Regions from separate parts of the Homo sapiens genome. Here region 2 is linked to region 1. Evidence: chromatin loops called from intact Hi-C (ENCODE). Cell type or tissue: endothelial cell of umbilical vein. All regions are shown on one strand. Links, peaks and the distances in the headings refer to the core of each region. The heading gives the core; the rest is flanking DNA.

Evidence for each region. Peaks named below come from ENCODE experiments on the same cell type or tissue, not always from the same donor. Only the 100,000 strongest peaks of a DNase experiment are listed, where the experiment ranks them.
Region 2: it touches region 1 in a loop (2.7-fold over the local background); 3 of 110 quality-filtered maps call a loop at or near these places.

The regions. Positions count from the first base shown.
Region 1 is chrX:42,743,890-42,749,278 of GRCh38, reverse strand. All of the region lies in intron 1 of LOC105373186 (a long non-coding RNA gene), which reads left to right. Among named protein-coding and RNA genes, the nearest start is that of PPP1R2C, 32 kb to the left of the region's middle. In endothelial cell of umbilical vein, for the core only: no CTCF peak of the experiment used is centred there; DNase peaks (open chromatin) are centred at 618 and 2,488; H3K27ac peaks cover 1,040 bases.
Region 2 is chrX:42,943,945-42,949,333 of GRCh38, reverse strand. It overlaps LOC105373188 (a long non-coding RNA gene), which reads right to left. Exons shown (of 5, transcript XR_949037.3): 5 at 4,278-4,794. Among named protein-coding and RNA genes, the nearest start is that of PPP1R2C, 170 kb to the right of the region's middle. RefSeq lists an enhancer at 1-840 and a silencer at 4,767-4,826. In endothelial cell of umbilical vein, for the core only: no CTCF peak of the experiment used is centred there; DNase peaks (open chromatin) are centred at 473 and 2,323.

The DNA.
Region 1 (5,389 bases), core at 217-5,216:
GGAGAGTGTTCTAAACCCCAGAATACAGTGTTTTATATCCACCTCTAAGATTGAGGCTGAAAAAGCCTATTTATAAAATACCTTTAAAATTATAGAATTCCTTCTGTATCTGAAAGTACTGTCCTGAGCCTTCTGGAATAATCAAAGAAATGGCTGATAAAAGAGCTTAGCAATCATTTGAAGCACTGAGCTAGCACCATCAAGACACTTTGGGATTGAACAATTGGTGGAGAAATCATCCCCAGAACAATTGATTTTTTGGTACATTCAACAACTGCCTAATAGTCACAACCATCAACTTAAGGGGGAAAATACACACTACTATATAAACCTCTGAATGTGCTTTACAATAGCTACAATTTCAGAGAAATGAGATCTTATTTAAAAGATGGATTCTTAAAGCTGTTGCAATTTTTGAGTAACACTAATGTGCAGGGGAGAAGCTGACTTCCATAACAGTACTTTATTTTTCTGTAAAGATGCTACTCAACAGCCCACATCCCACTTCTTGTTTTGTACAATTTTTGCTGCCCAAGGTAGGGTGCAGGGAGGCAGGAGGAACTTGAAAGATCAAACACAAAGATGGAATCGCGGAGTGCCCCAGCAAACAGGATCCCTTCCTGATGACTCAGTAGCCAACAATCTTCTTATCCAACATAGTTTTTTAAATTTGGACAACATACAAATATCTTTTAAAGGGGAAGAAAGACTGCATGTAAGTGTTATCTTTACTATTTCTTCTTGTGTTATTTAAACATGTAGGAACAAGCACTAGATGTGGTAGGCCGTTTTTGCATTGCTATAAAGTAATACCTGAGGCTGGGTAATTTATAAAGAAAAGAGGTTTGATTGGCTCATGGTTCTACAGACAGTACTAGAAGTGTAGTGCCTGCATTTGCTTCTGGTGAGGGCCTGAGGAAGCTTACAATCATGATGGAAAGGGAAGCAGGCATCTCACATGGTGAGGACAAGAACAAGAGAGAGATGGGGGAGGTGCACACACTTTTAAATGACCAGAGCGCCTGTGAACTCAGAGTGAGAACTCACTTAACACCAAGGAGGTGGCACCTAGCCATTCATGAGGGTTCCACCCCCATGATCCAAACACCTCTCACCAGGTCCCACCTCCAACACTGGGGATTACATTTCAGCATGAGATTCGGAGGGGACAAATATCCAAGCTACATCACTTAGGTATAATAAGCTGCTTATATGTATTGTCATTACACCAGTATAAATTAAAAATAGATTTCCAAATGAAAAGTAAGCAAAACTAGGAAGTGACAAAATACAAATTAATGACATTTATGTGACAAATAAGATGATAATAAAGGCAAACTGGTATTTACAGTTTAAATCTTCATTCATTCATGTGTTTGTTCATTTGACAAGCACTGGTTGAGCACCTATTATTCCTAATGATGCTTTTCTAGGTGCTGCAAATATATCTGTGAGCAAAATAAAATTCCCCATCTTCATGAAGCTTACATTCTAGTGTTATAAGATAGATAGAAAACCAAATAAATAAGTGAAATATGTAGTGTGTCAGATGATATTGAGTGCTAAGGAGAAAAAATCTAGAGAAGGGAGATTTGAGAAAAGGGAGCTGCAATTTGTAATTTAGGAAAGGCCTCATGGAGAAGGTGGTATTTGTAGAGAAAACTTGAAGCAGGTGAAAGAGTGAGTATTTGGGTGTTACTGGGTGAGGAAGGCTCAGTGTTCCAGTCAGAGGGAACAGTGGGTGCAAAGGCTCTGAGGCTGAGGTAAGCCTGTTTTTGACTTGTCTCTTTTTCAAACTAATGTAAAACCTCTGCTCTTACTGTGTTGGCTGTTAGGTCATTTGTCTTTTACTGGAGGATAATGATATCTTTTATATATTACATCTACTTCATCTTCAAAAATTAGGTAATAACAGTAAAGTGATATTATTTAACAGTAATGAGATAGTAAACCTAATTATACACACACAGGTATTGAAATACAGTAACAGACCACATTAATTGGTTGGTGGCATTATAAAGACTATGCTTAATTGAATATATTTATATTATCAAAATCTAAATGTAGAGTTAGTAAATTTGCATTAATATGCTTACAGATGTCTGGTAACAAGACCACGGATGCTCTGTGGCCCCAGGAACCCCACTTTAATAAACAAGGAGGACCCCTTTTAAGCCTGCCTTCTAACTGGTTGATTCGAGGTCATCTGTTACACTAGTGAATATGGAGATACAAGATTTCTTCACTTTGGCCCCTATGATATTAGTGAATATGACTCAACACATGGTTTGGGGAATGTACAGGGTGCATGGCTAGAAAATAAGTTCCAAAAAACAATCTTAGTTCTTCTGTTGTCATACCCACCTATGAGAATTGCTTCCGTGATTTTAGACCATGTGCAGCCCAGATTCTCTGCCCATACTTATCTAGGCAGGAAACAGCTTTGTTGATTTTGCAACACCGAGAGGAGATTGGAGAGTAGTTTGGGCAAAGCAGCTTCTGCACCATTCCTATTAGCCCACAATTCTGCAGCTGAGACAGAATACAGAGCCTGAAAATAATTCTTGTGAGGCTGCCTCATTAGTCACATGGCAAGACTGGCTTCAGGGTTAAGGTGGGAGTGGCCAATGAAGCAATGAAAACTCTCTTTGCCCATGCTTTTGGAAGCTGCACTAGTTTTGATGAAGGTTCTGAGAAAGTTTTCCAAAATGCATAACATAAGAGAGGTACATAGGGCATCAGCATTAGGAATGATTGTAGCTGGCAATATCTGTTACAATAACTGGTGCATATCTGTGACATTTAAGATGAAATTGGGAGAACTCCAAGATATTTTGAGAAGGAATTGAGCATAGTGAAAAAAAAAAAAGAAAACATTCTTACCATGAAATGGTCTGGAAAAATGGATATGTATGTTAAATCAATTTTTTTTTTTTTTTTTTGGATACAGGATTTTACTCCAGTTGCCCAGGCTGGAGGGCAATGGCACAATCTGGGCTCACTGCAACCTCTGACTCCTGGGTTCAAGAGCTTCTCCTGCCTCAGCCTCCCAGGTAGCTGGTTAAGTAATGGGTGCATGCAACTGTGCCCAACTAATTTATATATATATATATATTTTTTTTTCTTTTTTTTTGTAGAGACGGGATTTCACCATGTTGCCCAGACTGGTCTCGAACTTCTGGGCTCAAGTGATCCACCCACCTCAGCCTCCCAAAGTGCTGGGATTACAGGCGTGAGCCACCATGCCTGGCCAATGGGTATGTATTTTTGATTAACGTTTCTTAATTAACCTTACATGGAAAAGTAGATGAGTTTGATAGGCTATCCTGACTAATCTGGACTGCATGGAACTGCTTAAAGGTAATTTTCTCATCAGGAGTAATTAAATTCTAGGACTAGGCTGTAATCTTGACATGATAATATGATTACTGCCTCTTAAAATAACATACATTTTATACATACAAAAATCTTGTCTCCTTCACTCATACTACATGCTGATAACCTTACCACCATCACCACCATTTTGCCTCCACTGCATCCCCCTACACATCAGATATACAAACATACATTTAAGAGAATTGTCTGGGATCCCATAGGATTAACATAGTGTTTCATATGCATCAAGAGGTGAGAAATGAAGATTTCACATCCATAATTCCATAAAGTATCAGAAGACACAAGGTGTTAGCATATGATATTACAAAGGTAGTATAGCATAGTGTCGAGGAGCAGGGGCCCTGGAGGCAGACTGCCTGGGTTGAAATCCCAGCTGCTACTAACCAGCTGTGTGAGTTACTTATCCCTCTGTATGCTTTGATATGCTCATCAGTAAAATGAATTGAATAATTTTACCTAAGTCATGTGATTGTAAGAATTAAGTAAATTACTGTACGTTAACCACTTAGAACAATACCAGCATATAGTAAACATTATAGAACTAAATACATTGAAATAAAGAAAGAAGGCTTATCTTAGAAAAAAATAGTAAGTGGATTATTAAAAATTGTTAAGACATGACGATAGAGATATTTATAAAGCATTTGATTCCTGAAGTAATAGCAAGATCTTTATTTTTCAATTTGTGTAAGATTTTGGTTATGCAGAAGACATTGTTTTTTGAGTAGAATGCAATCAATACCTTAGAACTATTTGGCATGTTTTTCCCCTAATGTGAAGCATGAGTTGTAAGAAAAAATAATATATATTCATGAAAGAGCACTAATAGGCTGAGAAATCAACAACTGCTTGACATTCATGAAATGTCTTTTTCAGTGTATCATGAAGTAGCTCAGGAATAGGCATTGTCTGAAGAATAAAAACTTGGTACAGATTAAGAACAGGGAAGACTCAAATATCCTTAATTCCTTACTTTATATGTTATAAACACTGTAGAGGATGCTGTGGTATGCTGCTAAGATACTGCCTTCAGGATTAAAGTACTCACTCCCTCAGGTTTTGGGATTGTTGGCAACATACATCCTTTAGCTGTTCACTCTTTCTAGAAATTGCTTTCTGCTGAAGAGATCTGCCTCATCCAAAGTCATGCTCCATTTCTGCGGGGGAACTGATACCCAGTGATCGGTATATCTGGGTGTATGAAGACTCGACCCACTTGCCCCAGTTTGAGAAAGTTCTTCAGGGCCATCCCAGGTCTTCAGGTCTCCATACGATTGGCTGAGGCCTTTGTTGTAATTGCTTCTCAATTCAACAGTGCCCTCTGTTTAATCTTGCTTCATTCAATCTTCCAGTTATTAATCCCAAAAGGACTCCCCCATAAATCTCTTGCTGGCAAATATCTGACTCAGAGTCTAGTTCTTGCAAACGTGACCTGCATCAGGTATATATTGAGTAGGGTATATATCAGCCACAGTGATATGAAGCCATGGTATTCTGGTATTTCATTTTCCTTTTCAACAGGGATATATTAATGTGCTTATTGCAATCTTCTTTAAGGATTTCTTAACTTCTTCAGCAAAGTCTTTATCCATTGGTCCCTGGATCAGACCTCATCAAAGCACCCGGCCATAGTCAGAATCCAAGAATGAAACAATGGCCAAGTTCAGGGTGGAACCAAAGGTCCTACACTTAAACAGGTCCTTGATAACTGAGTGTAACTAGTATTAATTATTGGTAAAGAACAGGTGAGATAACATCAGGTGAGGTTAAGTCATGTAATACTTCCCCTCAGAAAGAACACCAAGGAGTTTATCACACTCCAGAAACAAGATGTGAGTGCTGCTTAGATGTCCTGTTCTTCAAAGAGCCCATATGATCACATTAAACTCATTCTCATTATTGAGCATGATGGAAGGCAGAGTCAGTGCATCCAAGAAAGCTTGGACAACATCTTTTGTTCAAAGATGCCTTGTATGATTAGATGCTAAAGATC
Region 2 (5,389 bases), core at 164-5,163, 200 kb before region 1:
CTGTTTAGTTGAACTGGCCTAGTCCCAAAAATGAGAGACTGGTTTGGTGGGATCCTTTGCCATTCAGCTACTGGCTCAATTTTTTCTCCATAGCCACAAACTCTAGGTGTGAAACTTCTTGGTAAGTTTCAGACAGGGGAATGCTGGGTCGCAAAAACTAATACTCCCAAAATGTGACACTTCGACATGCTGAACTGAATAAGAAGCGTCAAGATTTCTCTGACCTCCCCCACTCTTTTCTCTCAATTCATTGTCTCTCTCAAAGCACTGGATGAAGTTCTTCTCTGAAATTCTCTTATCTGCCCAAAGTCTAGACCCATCAAAGAAGAAAACAATTACCTCTGGTCTCTTCCAGGGGGGTATTTTAAAAAGCTTTGAAATCACCCAAATGAGCCCTTTTCTTGTGGTAAACACTTCTAAGTAGTGATGATCACCTGCAAATTACACTTAGTTGCCGACTGCCCCCCATCCACGCAGGCCTTATGCTGACATTATCGAGGCTCACGCTTTATCAGAAAAGGAAACTACAGGAAATGAATCATGAATCATTATTTTTAAAGAGCAACTCCATCACAGCTTGCTTATCATTATTAATAAATGAAGAAAGAGGTAAAACATGTGAACAAAGCCCCTAAGATCTTTGTCTCTGTTTAGAGCCAGCAATTTTGAAATCACCTCACAGTAGCCTGTCTTGGAATAGATGCCTAGATAAGGGTTTGCCACTTACCCTGCTATATCACCTGAGCCAGGGTGATATTGGGGGTCTCTTTTCATTTTATCACTTTGAATTATAGATTGACACAGCTGACATTTAATCTCTATTATTCTCTCTTTTCAGCGTAAGTTTCTTGGGGGTTGGGGGTGCGATGGGGAGAAGAACCTAGATACTTTTGTGTCAAATCTAGCTTAGCTTTTGTTTGTTTGTTTGAGGAGACAAAAAGAAAATAAAACTAAATCTTTTTTTCATTTGGGAAATATGAACAAATAAAATCTTATAGGTTTTATAACCGGATTTGGGGATCCACTGAATAACTAGATACAGAGCAGCTAGAGGCACTTTCATCCACTTCAGTTCCATCATGACAATAAAAGCATATATCCTTAGAAGCGCACATTATCTCAAATGGAATGGTACAGGGAAAATAAGCTGGCTATACTTGCTCAAATTGCTAGTTGCTCGTATTGTCACTGGCAAATTGAGTTTTTTTCCCTACTTTGTATTGGTCACAGAGAAAGAACACCCAATTGGAACAAAAGGCAAGCAGGTTTTATTTCTTTCCAGAAATGAAGAAGGAGTAAGCTTACACTCTAAAGACCCTTTCTCCCCGACCAATAGAAGACATGGAGTTTTTAAGGGCTGGGTCCAAGGAGCAAGAAGGAAGGTTAGCATGTGTAGGGTGGGACTACACATGTGCAGACTTAACTCATAAACACACATCTTCGTACAACCCATGTACATAAAATGGCAGAAATTTTCTTTCTGTAGTGGGAATTTTAGCATTATGATGATATGTTAATGATCTAAAGGCCACTGGGGTTATCTCTTCCAGTTTGGGTTGGTTTCAGGGTCTTATCTCCCTCTGGTATCTGGTCAGGGGTCAGGAAGCTCTGACTCCATCATGGGGCTCATCTGTTTTTTTTAAGTGGCTGTACCTATAAATAAGGGCTGAAGAAAAACAGTAAGTAAAAGAACTTTCCCAGCTACTTCATCAGGGCTACCTTGATAACAAAATAATATTCACTTAGCATTTCTTCTCTAAAGTTGGCTAAAAATTTCCCAACTTTTGCTGCTAGGTTTGGCCAGGTAACTAAGACCTTGTAGGGACCAAGGGAAAACTTCCCATTCACCTTCTGAAGCCCCACTGAAAAGGCAGATTAGTAAGAGAAAAGGCATACAAATGTATTCATGTGCACGAAGGGAAAAATCACAGAGAGATTACCCCACCACACAATTGGGTAGAGATGCTTATTTACCCTTCTTCTTAGTGGAAAGGGAGATAGGGAAACATGGATGATTTTAGGGGGAGTAGTAAATGATTCTTAGGGGAATTCAATGGGCTCAGAACATTCAATGGCCTGGGACAAAGTCTGCTGGGTCCACAGAGCAGGCAATAGTTTATGACAAGTCTGTCCGGGTATGTTAAGAGACTTCAATCTTTCTTCTTGTGATGTAAGTTCACATGTTTAGCTCTTTTCTTCATTTATTAATAATGATAAGCAAGCTGTGATGGAGTTGCTCTTTAAAAATAATGATTCATGATTCATTTCCTGTAGTTTCCTTTTCCGATAAAGCGTGAGCCTCGATAATGTCAGCATAAGGCCTGCATGGATGGGGGGCAGTCAGCAACTAAGTGTAATTTGCAGGTGATCATAGAACTCATGGAGTGTTTACCACAAGAAAAGGGTAAGTGTAATTTGTAGGTGATCATAGAACTTAGGCGTGTTTACAAGAAAAGGGCTTCTTTGGGTGATTTCAAAGCTTTTTAAAATACCTCCCTGAAAAGTAAACTATTTTAATTTAAATTATTAGTCATTTCTACCCGAATCTGAATTACTCACATCAGATACTTTCTGTTTAAGATGTGAGCGAAAAAAGTTAGTCTCAGAGCATAAAGGCTTTGAATGGAGTGATGGGGTGAGCATTGAATAAGGAACAGGCAGAAAGGGAGGATTTTTATAGCAAAAATAGACAAATAGAAGTTGTAGAGTTGGGTTGGATGTCTCATTATAGGGGTAGGGGGAATGGTAAGAGTTTTAGACAGCTAGAGGCAAGTGGTAGGGTGCTGAGTGTTTGGAGAGAGAGAAATGATAACTCTGTTGAAGAAAAGGAAGAGAGAAGTTAAATACGAAGTTTTTAAACATAATTACATTTATTTGACCCCTTTCTCTTACATCCCACATAGCATCTATAAGCAAATCCCATAATCTCTATTTTAAAATATACCCAGAATTCCAGAATCTGACTATCCCACCTTATTTCATCACTACCACCCTAGTATAGTGAATTATTGCAATAGCCTCCTCACTGGTCTCCCTGTTTCCACCATTGTCCCCTTAATGTCAACTTGCCAGAAAGCAAACAGAAAGATCCTTTAAAAACAAAACTCACATCTTGCCACTCTGCTCAAAATCCTCCAGTGGCTTCTCTTGTCTCTCAGAAGAAAATCTTAACCATGGTCTCTGAGTCTGGCCCCTGGATCTCTCTTGACTTCACCTCCCAACTCTCTTTCCCTGGCTCCTTCTACTCCAGGTACTCCTTGCTGGACCTCTAACATGCTAACAGCTCCCATCTTCTGGGCCTTTGCATTTATGATTCCCTCTCCTAGAATGCTAGGATTTCCCCTCTAGAAATCCTCACTCACTTACTTCGTCATTTGATTCAAATCTCTACTTACAGATAATCTTTAGTGGACTTTGAATACTTGATATAAAGTATCTTGAAGTAAATACTTGATATAAAGTATAAAGACCTGAATACTTGATATAAAAAGGCATGAGCATTCCTCTGTATAACTCTCCATCCTTTTGCCCAGTCATATTTTTCCTCCTAACACTTGTCACAACTATATGTGTGTATATATATTTGTTTATTGATTCACTGAAGGCTTGTTTCTTGAGAATAGATTGTCTATTTTATTCTTTGTCTATAGAGAGCACCTAGAAGAGTGCCAGACACATGGTAACAGCTCAACAAGTGCTTGTTAAGTGACTTATATAAATTGCATGAAGCCTCAGAAAGGTTCTGGGAAATCTTAGAGAAAAATTTGAGAGAGCCTTACTATAAATGAAGTAAATGCTCAGAATCTTCTCAAAAGAGAAGCTGAAAGCTTTTATTCTGGCTCAAGAGTTGATGCTGCTTTGCTGAATTGCTGAGATAAATGTCTCTGTGGTGCATTTAAAATGTTGACTATCCTAGATTACTTGAAAAATACTTCCATCCAGTTACCTATAATCTTTCCTGGGACAATTATCAAATGTGCTTGTTAACATTAAATTTATCTTTCTGTTAAATGTTTTGCATTAGCTGTGATCATTTTTGAATAGACAAAGGGTCATACATTGTGCCAGACAAATTCTTTTTCTATCTCATCAGTGAAGAAAAAATTTCTATCCGTACATGACATACTTTGGATTTGTGGAGTTTTGAAGTTTCTACATATTTAATATGATTTTAATCCATTTAAGCTCATAATTTATTTTGTAGTCAGTCTTTGGAACCACACATTCTCCCAGCTTGGATAATATTTTCATTTGAGTATGGACATAATTTGGATCCTACTTTGAGCAAACTATCTTGTAATGGCTTTCTCATATGTCACCTTGTCTAGGCTGAATTGCATTTCCCAGAATTTTTTCTCTTGTTTGTTTTGAGTTGAGGTAAGACATAGGGAAGATTCTTGAGACATTTAGAGGCTGAAAGAGAAGCAGTGGCCATTTTGTGGCTCACACATATTGTTGCTGATCTGTAGATTCACCCTACTGGTGTGAAGCAGCATCTGATTCTGTGGCTGCTCTACCTGCCGCTGATATTCTTTCAGCTTCTCAGACTCCTAGACCAGGGGTGTGTGTTTCACTTTGTGACAAAGGGCCCCACTTCTGCTGGATACCCTCATTACCAAGGTTAGAGGCAACAAGAATGAACACAGGTTTTAGTCCTTCTCCACGGAGTTCCAGCTTAAGCTTGTTGGTTCCAGCCTGCTTGTGTTTTTCCTTTTCTGACTGCCATCCCTGTGATCTTGAAGCCTCAGCATCATGTGTGAGAAAACAGCCATACAGAGACTGCTTAGCCAGCTCCTACAATTGCATAAGGCCAATTCCGTATAACCAATTTCTCTCTCAGATAGAGGAAGAGATACATATAGCTATAAATAAAAATATAGATAATATAGAGATACCAGTAGTTCTCAGCTGGAGGCAATTTTCACCCTCAGGGAACATTTGGCAGTGTCTGCATACGTTTTTGGTTGTTACAACTTGGTGGAGGGTAGAGAGTTGTGCTACTGGCATATAGTGAGTAGAGGCCATAGATAAACCCACAATTCACAGGACTGTCCCCCACCCTCACACCCCAACAAAGAATTATCCAGCCCAAAAGTCAATAATGCCACTCTGCAGAATATCTGATATAAATATAGAGATCTAGATAGATACTAGTTTTTGCTTCTCTGATTAAATGCTAACTGATACAGATTTTAATACCAAGAGTGGTTCCAGGGGGATAGAATCTTAAGTATGAATTCTCTGACTTGGTTTTGAGTCTTCTCTAATATGATTAAATTTAAAAGCACTAATGAGTCTACTTCTAGCAGTAAGAAGGGCACTGGTAGTCAATGGCATGATGTGGCAATAGAGATACACAAAATATCCCCACTGGTTACTGTTAGGGTCC